Linked DNA regions of Homo sapiens: region 2 is linked to region 1. A link is a contact called in ENCODE Hi-C data. All regions are on one chromosome and are shown on one strand. Each heading gives the region's core, a stretch centred on a gene start or an enhancer-like site at or near the end of the contact. The rest is flanking DNA. Distances are from core to core; before and after follow the strand shown. Region 1 holds the start of ERBB2 (erb-b2 receptor tyrosine kinase 2). Region 2 holds the start of TOP2A (DNA topoisomerase II alpha).

Evidence for each region. Hi-C counts contacts between places; a loop is a spot of excess contacts on that map.
Region 2: a loop to region 1 is called in a map of Calu3, with 2.0 times the contacts of the local background. The contact joins the promoter of TOP2A here to the promoter of ERBB2 in region 1. A Hi-C loop is called at or near these places in 1 of 168 maps with a recorded cell type or tissue (Calu3).

Annotation. Positions count from the first base shown.
Region 1 is chr17:39,696,369-39,702,191 of GRCh38, forward strand. ERBB2 (erb-b2 receptor tyrosine kinase 2) reads left to right here and starts at 3,696. Exons shown (of 27, transcript NM_004448.4): 1 at 3,696-3,943. The coding sequence starts at 3,871. RefSeq lists a silencer at 1-82 and enhancers at 4,678-5,179, 5,180-5,679.
Region 2 is chr17:40,415,671-40,421,493 of GRCh38, forward strand. TOP2A (DNA topoisomerase II alpha) reads right to left here and starts at 2,226. Exons shown (of 35, transcript NM_001067.4): 1 at 2,101-2,226; 2 at 1,070-1,225; 3 at 752-842; 4 at 335-398. The coding sequence starts at 2,121. RefSeq lists enhancers at 1,885-2,410, 2,132-2,221, 3,890-4,432.

The DNA.
Region 1 (5,823 bases), core at 2,446-4,945:
CCGGGACTGGGCATTGTCTGCCAGTCCGGGTTTCTTCCTGGGATTTGGGATGCAGAGAGGATGGGTTTGCTTGGGCGGGGGGGTGGAGAGTGAAGGGGGGAAGCAGGATCTTTGTAGAGGGAGGGACCTACAGTTACCTGGACTTCTTTCCTCTGTCTCCCCTCTTGGTACCCTTGACTGGGGCTCTTGAGGGTAATGGGTGAAGCCAAATCTGCCATGGCTCAGTTCCCAGCTCAGCTCTGTGACCTTGGGAAAGTTCCTTTAGCTCGTGGAATCTCAAGGCTCAAGGTTCCTCTTCTGCAAAATGGGGAATGATAACACCTGCCTCCTCTGGAGTCTTGGGGACTCAGTGTTCTGAGGAACGTGGCTGTAGGTCAGAGTGGCACAGAGTAGGGTCCAATGAAGCATGGCGTCCACAGTAGCTTTCCTGACTGGACTAACCTTTCCGGACACAACAGCAGGGCAGGGGTGGGGCCTGGGGAGAAAGGACACCTCTAACCCTGATCCTAACATCCCGATGGCCTCTAAGGCTGCCTGCACACTCATCCAGGTGCAAGCCCTCCAAGGTGTGGTGTGATGAACCAGTGACTCCTGGAGCCAGGTCAGCGCATCCTCTTCCCGCAGGGCTGTAAGCTGCAGGACTGAGAGGCAGGTTGACCAGGTCCTGGGCTGGATGATGGGGTGAGAGTAAGGGGTCAGTTTTGATACATGCCCAACTTTTCTCTCTAGCCCTAAGACATCCTGGGCAAATTGCTTACCTCAGTTCCCCTGATCCTCACCCTAACCCTAACACCAGCTCAAGAGAAAATAGGGATATTGATGGCCATCCAGAAGGGCTGCTGTGTTCCATACACAGCAATATTTCTCGAATGTTTGTGACAGCGGTCCAAGGAATAAGTTAATTTTACATTATCACTCTGGATACCTGTACAAAACTCCACCTTATCCTTACTATATGAATGTGCTAGGGTTGTTTTTTTGTTTTGTTTTTTTTTTTTTTTTTTGAGACAGAGTTTCGCTCTTGTTGCCCAGGCTGGAGTACAATGGCGCGATCTTGGCTCACCGCAACCTCCGCTTCCCAGGTTCAAGCGATTCACCTGCCTCAGCCTTCCCGAGTAGCTGGGATTACAGGCATGCGCCACCATGCCCGGCTAATTTTGTGTTTTTAGTAGAGACAGGGTTTCTCCATGTTGGTCAGGCTGGTACCAAACTCCCGACCTCAGGTGATCCACCTGCCTTGGCCTCCCAAAGTGCTGCAATTACAGGCATGAGCCACCGCACCCAGCCGTGCTAGGGTCTTTTTCTGTTCAATTCCTTTCTCTCTCTTGCTCTCTTTCTTTCTTTCAATGGAGTCTTACTCTGTCACCCAGGCTGGAGTGCAGTGGCAAGATCTCAGCTCACTGCAACCTCTGCCCTCTGAGTTCAAGCAATTCTCCTGCCTCAGCCTCCCGAGTAGCTGGGATTACAGGTGCCTGCCACCACACCTAGTTAATTTTTGTACTTTTAGTAGAGATGGGGTTTTGTCATGTTGGCCAGGCTGGTCTCGAACTCCTGACCTCGTGATCTGCCTGTCTTGGCCTCCCAAAGTGCTGGGATTACAGGCATGAGCCGCCATACTCGGCCAACTTTGTATTACTTTCTTAAAGAGAGTTTCCCAAATTATATAAGCTTCAGGCCCCACAAAACCTAGATCTGCCCCAGTATAACTAAATCTGGGACCATTTATTGAGCAATTATTATGTGCCAAGTATTGCGCTGAGTGCTTCCAGAGCATTATCTCCTTTAACCCCAGCATAGTATGTCAGATGCTGTTTTACAGATGAGCCAACTGAGACCAGAGATGCTCAGTCACTTGCCCAAGGTGACATGACTGATATGGAATAGAGTCAAGATTTTTTTTTTTTTTTTTGACACGGAGTCTCACTCTGTCTCCCAGGCTGGAGTGCAGAGGCGCAATCTCAGCTCACTGCAAGCTCTGCCTCCCAGGTTCACGCCATTCTCCTGCCTCAGCCTCCTGAGTAGCTGGGACTACAGGCACCCGCCACCACACCTGGCTAATTTTTTGTATTTTTAGCAGAGACAGGGTTTCACCGTGTTAGCCAGGATGGTCTCGATCTCCTGACCTCGTGATCTGCCTGCCTCGGCCTCCCAAAGTGCTGGAATTACAGGTGTGAGCCACCGCGACTGGCCAGATTCAAGATTTGAACCCAGGTCCTCTTGGTCCCAGAGGCCCCTGTTTCTCAACTCCCTAGGATGGCATAGCAACCTGTCCCACAAGAGGTGCCTGCTTTAAGTGTGCTCAGCACATGGAAGCAAGTTTAGAAATGCAAGTGTATACCTGTAAAGAGGTGTGGGAGATGGGGGGGAGGGAAGAGAGAAAGAGATGCTGGTGTCCTTCATTCTCCAGTCCCTGATAGGTGCCTTTGATCCCTTCTTGACCAGTATAGCTGCATTCTTGGCTGGGGCATTCCAACTAGAACTGCCAAATTTAGCACATAAAAATAAGGAGGCCCAGTTAAATTTGAATTTCAGATAAACAATGAATAATTTGTTAGTATAAATATGTCCCATGCAATATCTTGTTGAAATTAAAAAAAAAAAAAAAAGTCTTCCTTCCATCCCCACCCCTACCACTAGGCCTAAGGAATAGGGTCAGGGGCTCCAAATAGAATGTGGTTGAGAAGTGGAATTAAGCAGGCTAATAGAAGGCAAGGGGCAAAGAAGAAACCTTGAATGCATTGGGTGCTGGGTGCCTCCTTAAATAAGCAAGAAGGGTGCATTTTGAAGAATTGAGATAGAAGTCTTTTTGGGCTGGGTGCAGTTGCTCGTGGTTGTAATTCCAGCACTTTGGGAGGCTGAGGCGGGAGGATCACCTGAGGTTGGGAGTTCAAGACCAGCCTCACCAACGTGGAGAAACCCTGTCTTTACTAAAAATACAAAAAATTAGCTGGTCATGGTGGCACATGCCTGTAATCCCAGCTGCTCGGGAGGCTGAGGCAGGAGAATCACTTGAACCAGGGAGGCAGAGGTTGTGGTGAGCAGAGATCGCGCCATTGCTCTCCAGCCTGGGCAACAAGAGCAAAAGTTCGTTTAAAAAAAAAAAAAAGTCCTTTCGATGTGACTGTCTCCTCCCAAATTTGTAGACCCTCTTAAGATCATGCTTTTCAGATACTTCAAAGATTCCAGAAGATATGCCCCGGGGGTCCTGGAAGCCACAAGGTAAACACAACACATCCCCCTCCTTGACTATCAATTTTACTAGAGGATGTGGTGGGAAAACCATTATTTGATATTAAAACAAATAGGCTTGGGATGGAGTAGGATGCAAGCTCCCCAGGAAAGTTTAAGATAAAACCTGAGACTTAAAAGGGTGTTAAGAGTGGCAGCCTAGGGAATTTATCCCGGACTCCGGGGGAGGGGGCAGAGTCACCAGCCTCTGCATTTAGGGATTCTCCGAGGAAAAGTGTGAGAACGGCTGCAGGCAACCCAGGCGTCCCGGCGCTAGGAGGGACGCACCCAGGCCTGCGCGAAGAGAGGGAGAAAGTGAAGCTGGGAGTTGCCACTCCCAGACTTGTTGGAATGCAGTTGGAGGGGGCGAGCTGGGAGCGCGCTTGCTCCCAATCACAGGAGAAGGAGGAGGTGGAGGAGGAGGGCTGCTTGAGGAAGTATAAGAATGAAGTTGTGAAGCTGAGATTCCCCTCCATTGGGACCGGAGAAACCAGGGGAGCCCCCCGGGCAGCCGCGCGCCCCTTCCCACGGGGCCCTTTACTGCGCCGCGCGCCCGGCCCCCACCCCTCGCAGCACCCCGCGCCCCGCGCCCTCCCAGCCGGGTCCAGCCGGAGCCATGGGGCCGGAGCCGCAGTGAGCACCATGGAGCTGGCGGCCTTGTGCCGCTGGGGGCTCCTCCTCGCCCTCTTGCCCCCCGGAGCCGCGAGCACCCAAGGTGGGTCTGGTGTGGGGAGGGGACGGAGCAGCGGCGGGACCCTGCCCTGTGGATGCCCCGCCGAGGTCCCGCGGCCGGCGGGGCCAGAGGGGCCCGGACGAGCTCTCCTATCCCGAAGTTGTGGACAGTCGAGACGCTCAGGGCAGCCGGGCCCTGGGGCCCTCGGGCGGGAGGGGGCAGTTACACGGCAGCGGCTCGAGATGGCCCATCCAAGAGACTGGCGCTTTCCAGGCTCCGAGGGGCTCCGGGAACTTGTCAAAGAAGTTCTCTGAAATTGTTCAGAAAGTTTTCCCGCAAAGGGTGTATTGCGTAGAGCGCGCGCGCGCGTTTCCCCCCTTCTTGAGCCCCCTCAAGCTTTCTCAAAGCCTTTCCAGTTGGCAGCCTCCGCCTCCGGACTGGCCTGGGCTGGATTCCTTGGGGGGGTCCTCTGCCCTGCCCCTCCTCCAGCCCCTCCCCGCTCCCCTTCAGACGATTTTGGTTTGGTTGCTCCTGCTTCTGGCGGGGTCGGGTGTGTGTGTGTGTGGTGGAGTGGAGGGTGGCATAGCAACCTGTCCCAACCAGAGCCGGGGAGGAAAGGGTGGCCCGGAGGGTGGCCTCTTGCTGGGGTCTGGGTTGGGGGCGGGGGAGACGTTTGCTTTGAACAGATTCTTGGGGCCAGCTTAGGGACTGTGCTCTGTGACTTTTGGAGCGCGTGGACCATGGAGGGGTGGGGGTGGGTTTCTTGGGGTGTAAAGTGGGAGAGTTCCCAGAGAAGGAAGCTAAGAAATAAGGCCAGATGGGAGCCTAGGGAGGGCTGCGTTGTTCTGCTGCCTTTTCCTTGGTGCTGTGCGTGGGGAAGGGTGAGTGGGGGCAGTGTGTATCCTGACCCATCTGTCCACCTGTGTGCATTAATCATAAAAGCTAACATATAGCCTGGGCCAGGTATACTCTGCCAGGAACTGTTTGTGGTGTTTTGCATGCATTCTCCTTTAATCCTAGAACACCCCTATAGTGGAAGTTCTGCCAGCATTCTGGACTGAGTAGCAGTCCAGAGGTTGAGTAGCAGCTAGTAAGTGGTGGGGTCAAGATGGGACCCCAGGCAGTGCGACCCCCAACCATGCATTCGAAATCGCTATATGGATGAGTGCACCTGGAGCAATGAGGGACACTGCTCCCTGAGTCACTGGGCTGCAGGGGAGACAAAATGAAAGTGTTCTGGGAGTCGTGGGTGGTCTCCATAGGTCAGAGGGTCTGGGGAGGGAGTGGGTGTCATCGTGGCTGTGTGTTGCCCGAGGGGCCCTCTGTGAGTGAGTGCATGGCCGTGTTATCTCTGCAGGTCTACGCCAGGGTGTTCCTCAGTTGTGTGGTCTTTGTATTTGTGTGTCTGGGCTTTGTGTTGCCAAACAGCAGTCTCTCTGCTGACTTGGGGACACAGGCTGAACTCTGTCCTCTGCAGGAACTCCCTTAAGGTGCTGGGCCAGATCTGCCATAAACAGAGGGAGGTAGCCTTCTATGGCCACGCCTTCTTGCTGAGGAAGAAGGTTCCTCTCTTCCAGGGAGTACATCCTTGCCCTCCCTGTTTCCCAGACAAGCATCTTCACCTCTCATCTTCTGATGAGAAGGGTGAGGCCATACTGAGCTGTCAGGCTGAGCTGCTGCCCTTCCTCACCTTGGGCTGGGAGTTGATCAGGGAATGGCAGTTGCTGCAGAGCTGGATTTGAGGGCTGGGTTCTCTGGATGGGGCCTCCTCATGTCCTCACCCCTCAACCTGCACTATTGATTGTGTTGTGCAGGAGTTAGTTAAAAAGTCATTGCACAGCCTGGGCAACAAGGCAAAACTCTGTACAAAAAATACAAAAATTAGTTGGATGTGATTACACGTGCCTGTAGTCCCAGCTACT
Region 2 (5,823 bases), core at 976-3,475, 720 kb after region 1:
GAGCAAATAGGCCGCGTGCCATGGCACACACCCATAATGCCAACACTGGAGGATTGCTTCAGGCCAGGAGTTCTAAGACCAGCCCAGGCAAAATAGCAAGACCCCTTCCTCTAAAAAAATTAACTAATTAAAAAAAAGATGGAGAAAATATGGAAAAACGTTGGCAACTGTTGGATCTAGGTGGTGGGTATCCATAGGTTTTTCATTTTAGCATTCTGCTTTTGTGTACTTTTCTCAACTTCTGTTTAGGAAAAGCCAACTTCACCAGTAATCAAAATACATGCAGCTAACAATAGCAACGAGCTACATAACAAAAACTAAGCAAAAGACGTACGGATCAATTGTGACTCTAATACAAGACATTTTTGGGTCCCTTTGTTTGTTGTCCGCAGCATTAACTGAAAGAAAATAAAATATACATTTGTAAGAAATTAGTGTTTTAAGAAACATTCTGTAACTCTAAGTAAGATATAGAAAAAAAAGTTCCCAAACAGCACAGGAGTGGCATTAACAAGGTGTTAATTTAGCAATTTTTGTCCATAGTACTGTTTCTACGAGAAGCTCAACCTCCTGGGCTCCAGGAAACCAGCTCACCTTTATCAACTGATTGAAATGACAGGAGCCCTGGCTACAGCAGGTTTGGTAGAAATGATACTTTTTGTTTTTACTTTTATCTTTTTTAAATTTTTATTTGGAATGATACTTCTTATGAAAGATTTGACCAGATCTTTATATTAAAGGATTTACTCACCTAGAATCTCATCAAAGATTTTGTACAAACCAGGAACAAAAGTGACTTCCCTATAGTTAATGCCAACATCTTCATCGTAAACCCACATTTGCTAGAAATAAGGCAAAGAAATACTGTTATTTTTATTCTATATTCATTGTTCTGTTATCATGATTACCATAAAGTGTTCATATTAAGTATTACCATATTTAGGCCAGTTCCAGTGACACTCAGTACATGAGAGATACAGAAAGGTCACACTCAGTACATGAAAGGTACAGAAAGAAGAGTATCCATTTCAACTACTAGGTTAACTGCCTTTGATGAGCTTGATTTTACCTGGGTCACTAATTCCACAGAACCAATGTAGGTGTCTGGGCGGAGCAAAATATGTTCCAATTGTGTTTTCTTTTGATAGATTCTTTCAACAGACAGTCTTTTCTTAGCATCTTCATTTTTCTTTATTTTGTTGACTTGCATATTTTCATTTACAGGCTAGCAATTAAAAAAAAAGAGAGAAAGAAGGGAATTTTTAATCATAAGTTTACCCTAAACTAGGAACAAAATGCCTACCATAGTGAGATGTCAACATGCATTGCAATCTGTTAGTAGGCAGTGGTGGAGTTGCCAGTTTTGTACAAATAGGACAATTTAAATTCGCTGCGGCCAGGTCCCCAGGTGTCAGGTTAAACAGACACATATTATCTCACCAAGTGGGTCTGTCTGGAAACCTCTTTTCTTGAGCAACATGGTAGATGTCATCAATAAAATACACCCACTTCTTTCAGTTCCTGCATACATTATTTACCGAGTGCCTATTATTATAAATTATTTACGGTGTCCCGAGCACACGACACCGTAAATAATTCTAGTTCGGCAGCAGCAGTTTGGGCGGCTATCCGTTCAATCCCTTGGCCACCTGAGCGTTGTGAACTCAGGAAGGGGGCGCTTTTGTAAGCTGGCCAGCTGCTCCAGAGAAACACTGTGCTAGGCTCTGCCCTTTCCAAGATCGGGGACATTCAAGACCGTTTTCAAGCAGCGGGCAGGAGGGGAAAGCATCTGTACGCGCGACTCAATAACGTCGCACCCGGGCCGCTGTAACATGGATCCACTACGGGACCAACGGACTCCTGCCCCTAGAAACAGGGCAACAACGCACGACACCCTGGAAGCCGGGTCATACTTCACTACTAGCACCAGAAGGGGCTTCCGCCTCTCCACGATCACCCCGGAACCGGGAATGGAGAATATGGGCTCCCAAGCCGGTCGCCGGCCTGACCGCAGCCCCAGAGCTTCACCCGTCACGGGCGGCCAGAGAGATGCCCGGGCCGCGCGGAGGCTCCACCGCCAGTCCCCCCCGCGAGCCGTACCTGCAATGGTGACACTTCCATGGTGACGGTCGTGAAGGGGCTCAAGAACCCTGAAAGCGACTAAACAGGCAGGACCCCACGAGACCACCCCCGACCAAGCCGCTTCTCCACAGACGCGCGTCGGTTAGGAGAGCTCCACTTGAACCTTCCTTTAGCCCGCCCGAAGCAGACCAGCCAATCCCTGACTCGCTCTCACCGTCTCCGTCCAGAAGAACCAATCGTAGCTTGCCTTTTATATCCACCTATGAACGGCTGAGTTGGCCGGGGTTTGTTTGAATAAACCAATCAGGTTAGGGAGGCGGGACTAGAGAGGCTTCAAAAGGCACCACTCGGCGTCATAGCGGAGAGATTGACAGGGAATCTGGCCAATGAGAAGGGCTCACTTGTTTTCTCGTGCGGAAAGCTTGGAAGAGATGGGCTTTGGAAGCGGGAAGGGGTGGCCTGAGGCAAAAGTGTGCAGGAGAAAAGCAAAGGATGTTTATTCTCCAGGAACTGCCAATCTATTTAAGATCCCTGAAATCTAAAAACTGTCCTCTGTTCTGACGTTGTTAGCGAGGGGAATGGGAGCCTTAGCTTCGTTTTCCTGAGGAAACTGAGTGCCGGCTTTCTGGACAGGCAGCCTGGCTGCTTGGTTGAAGCGAACAGATTCTGGCATCTGCCTCAACCCCGCCCCCTTTACCCTCGAATTCATTTTTCAAAGAAATAAAAGTAGGCTGTGTGCGGTGGCTGGAGTCTGTATTCGCAGCACATTGGGAGGCCGAGGCGGGAGGATCGCTGGAGCCTAGGAGTTGGAGACCAGCCTGGGCAACATAGCGAGACCCCGTCTCTACCCAAAAAGGAAAAAAAATAGCCAGGCGAGGCATCGCACACCTGTAACTCCAGCTCCGGAGGCTGAGGAGGGAGGATCGCTTGAGCCCCGGGGATCGGAGATCGAGGCGCCTTGAACCGTGATTGCTCCACTGCACTCCAGCCTGAGTGACAGAGCGAGGCCACCTCAAGAGATAAATACATAAATAAATAAATAATAAAAATAATTAAAATAAAAGTGCCACAGTTGTGGTTTGGGGGTTCCATATAGTGGAAGGATGTAGAAAGGCTTTGCAAAATGGAGGGCAGCATTCAGGTCCCCAGTAGAGCAGCGCTGGACTGCAACTGGTAAATCGAAAGGGATAACTTGTGGTGGTAGCCTCTTGAGCTGAGGGTGGGCTCAGCCGTCCGGGGCTGAAACCTTTTCCGCAGCCAGCTGGCCAGATACCCTCCGACTGGCTACTTTTGCTCACCTCCGTGAACCCTGCAGTCCAGAACAGCTGTTCCAATTTGACAAGGAAATGCCAAGACTGAAGCTTTTTTGTTTGCTTGTTTTTTTGTTGCTTTTTTTTTTTTTGAGATGGAATCTCACTCTGTCGCCCAGGCTGGAGTGCAATGGCGCGATCTAGGCTCACTGCAACCTTCACCTCGCGGGTTCAAGCGATTCTCCTGCCTCAGCCTCCCGTGTAGCTAGAATTACAGGCGCCTGCCACCACGCCTGGCTAATTTTTGTATTTTTTTAGTAGAGACAGGGTTTTGCCATGTTGACCAGGTTGGTTTCAAACTTCTGACCTCAAGTGATCTGCCCGCCTCAGCCTCTCAAAGTGCTGGGATTACAGGTGTGAGTCACTGTGCCCGGCGAAGACTGAAGTTTTAAAATTACTCTTACATATAAATGTTTGAGTGGATTAAACAAAGTTATTACCCTTACAAGAAGCCAGAAAAAAAAAAACTGCACAATTTGAGTGCCTACTAATTCCAGCTGAGCCACCTCTTTCCATTCATTGCTTCCTTCCTCTACCTGGGTTTCAGTCCCAACTCAGCAATTTGCCATTCGTGTCATTTCGATGGAGGAAGCCTCTCGGTGCTTCCGTTTCCTCTCCTAAAAAGAATAATTAACTATGATCTCAGAGTAGTGTGAGGGTTACATGAGAGAAGTGTAAGGTAAACAGTGGGCTGACAGTATTAGGTAGCAGGAATTTTCCTTAGGCTGGTGTGACAATTGTGGATGTAATTTTTTTTTTCTTCTTCTAAAAGAAACCAGAGGTCAACCATTGTTACATAACCACAGTGTGTCAAGGGAGGGCCAATGGGGAGCCGTATGATGTGGCAGGAAGCCAAGGATGGAAGTTGCCCATGGGCTAGGGGCACTCGGAAACCATAGGCATGGTGCTTCGGCATTGTTCTGCTCTCTTGACCTTTGGCTCCCTGGCCTCCAGCAGTCTCTGCGTGTTCCCAGCTCTGCTCTGCTCACCACATGTGTTAGAGAGCACAGGACCACCAGGGGCTCAGAGCAGTGGTAGGGAAGCTTGGCCAGTAGCCTCTGCTCAGCCAGAAGACTGACCAGGCCCTGGGATCCAGGGCCTGCATGCCACTCTCTGCAGGACACCCGAGGGCCCTGACAGAAACCAGCCATGCTGGCTTCTACCTCCTAGAACGCACTACCTCCAAGGTAGTGGGGATGGTGGGCATGCTTCCCCAAGGATGGCAGCTCAGTTTCTGCAGCTCCCGGCCTCTACCCTGTAGCTCATCCCAGCCTGCAGTGACCCACTGGGCAATGAGGCAACAGGAATTTAACAAGCAGCTCCAGCCCTATTTTTTAGGGGCCCAGCTTTAAATCTGTCCTGCAGTTTAGCTGGATCCTGTGTGTCTTTGTTCCAAAAACCCAGAAGAAGTACTGTGGAGTCAAAAGGACTTTGGGGACCGGGTGTGGTGGCTCACGCCTGTAATCCCAGCACTTTGGGAGGCTGAGGTGGGTGGATCACCTGAGTTCAGGGGTTTGAGACCAGCCTGGACAACTTGGTGAAACCCCATCTCTACAAAAATACAAAAAAAAAAATTAGCCATGCCTGATGGCGGGTGCCTGTAATCCCAGCTGCTCGGGAGGCTGAGGTGGGAGAATAGCTTGAATCCAGGAGGCGGAGGTTGCAGTGAGCCGAGATCGTGCCATTGCACTCCAGCCTGGGCGACAGAGCAAGACCCCGTCTCAAAAAAACAAACAACAACAACAACAAAAAACACAAAAGGACTTTGGGGCCACACACACCTAAGTTAGAATTCTTCCTGGGTCTCTTGGTTTCCCCATGCCATTATCCTTTATCAAAGACACAGAGGGCAAAATGAGATATGCAAGTGTCGGGGACAATCCTTTTCCAGCTCTGTAGCACAAGGTGGTCTTGCTCTGGCCCACCCCCCTTCTCTTCTGGGTACAAGCTATTTCTCTGCCAGTCCCTCCCTCTTCCCAGAGCCTATTGCAGGGGGTCCTGCAGGACTTGTGGGGACTATTGAAGAAAGAATAGTGGTGGGGGTCTGGGATGGGTGGGCCTGGAAGGCATTGCACACAAAGAGGGAACTGCAGGGCCGGGCACGGTGGCTCACGCCTGTAATCCCAGCACTTTGGGAGGCCGAGGCGGGTGGATCACGAGGTCAGGAGATCGAGACCACCCTGGCTAACAAGGTGAAACCCCGTCTCTACTAAAAATACAAAAAATTAGCCGGGCGCGGTGGCAGGCGCCTGTAGTCCCAGCTACTCGGGAGGCTGAGGCAGGAGAATGGCGTGAACCCGGGAAGCAGAGCTTGCAGTGAGCCGAGATTGCGCCACTGCAGTCCGCAGTCCGGCCTGGGCGACAGAGCGAGACTCCGTCTCAAAAAAAAAAAAAAAAAAAAAAAAAAGAGGGAACTGCAGGTGCCTGCCAG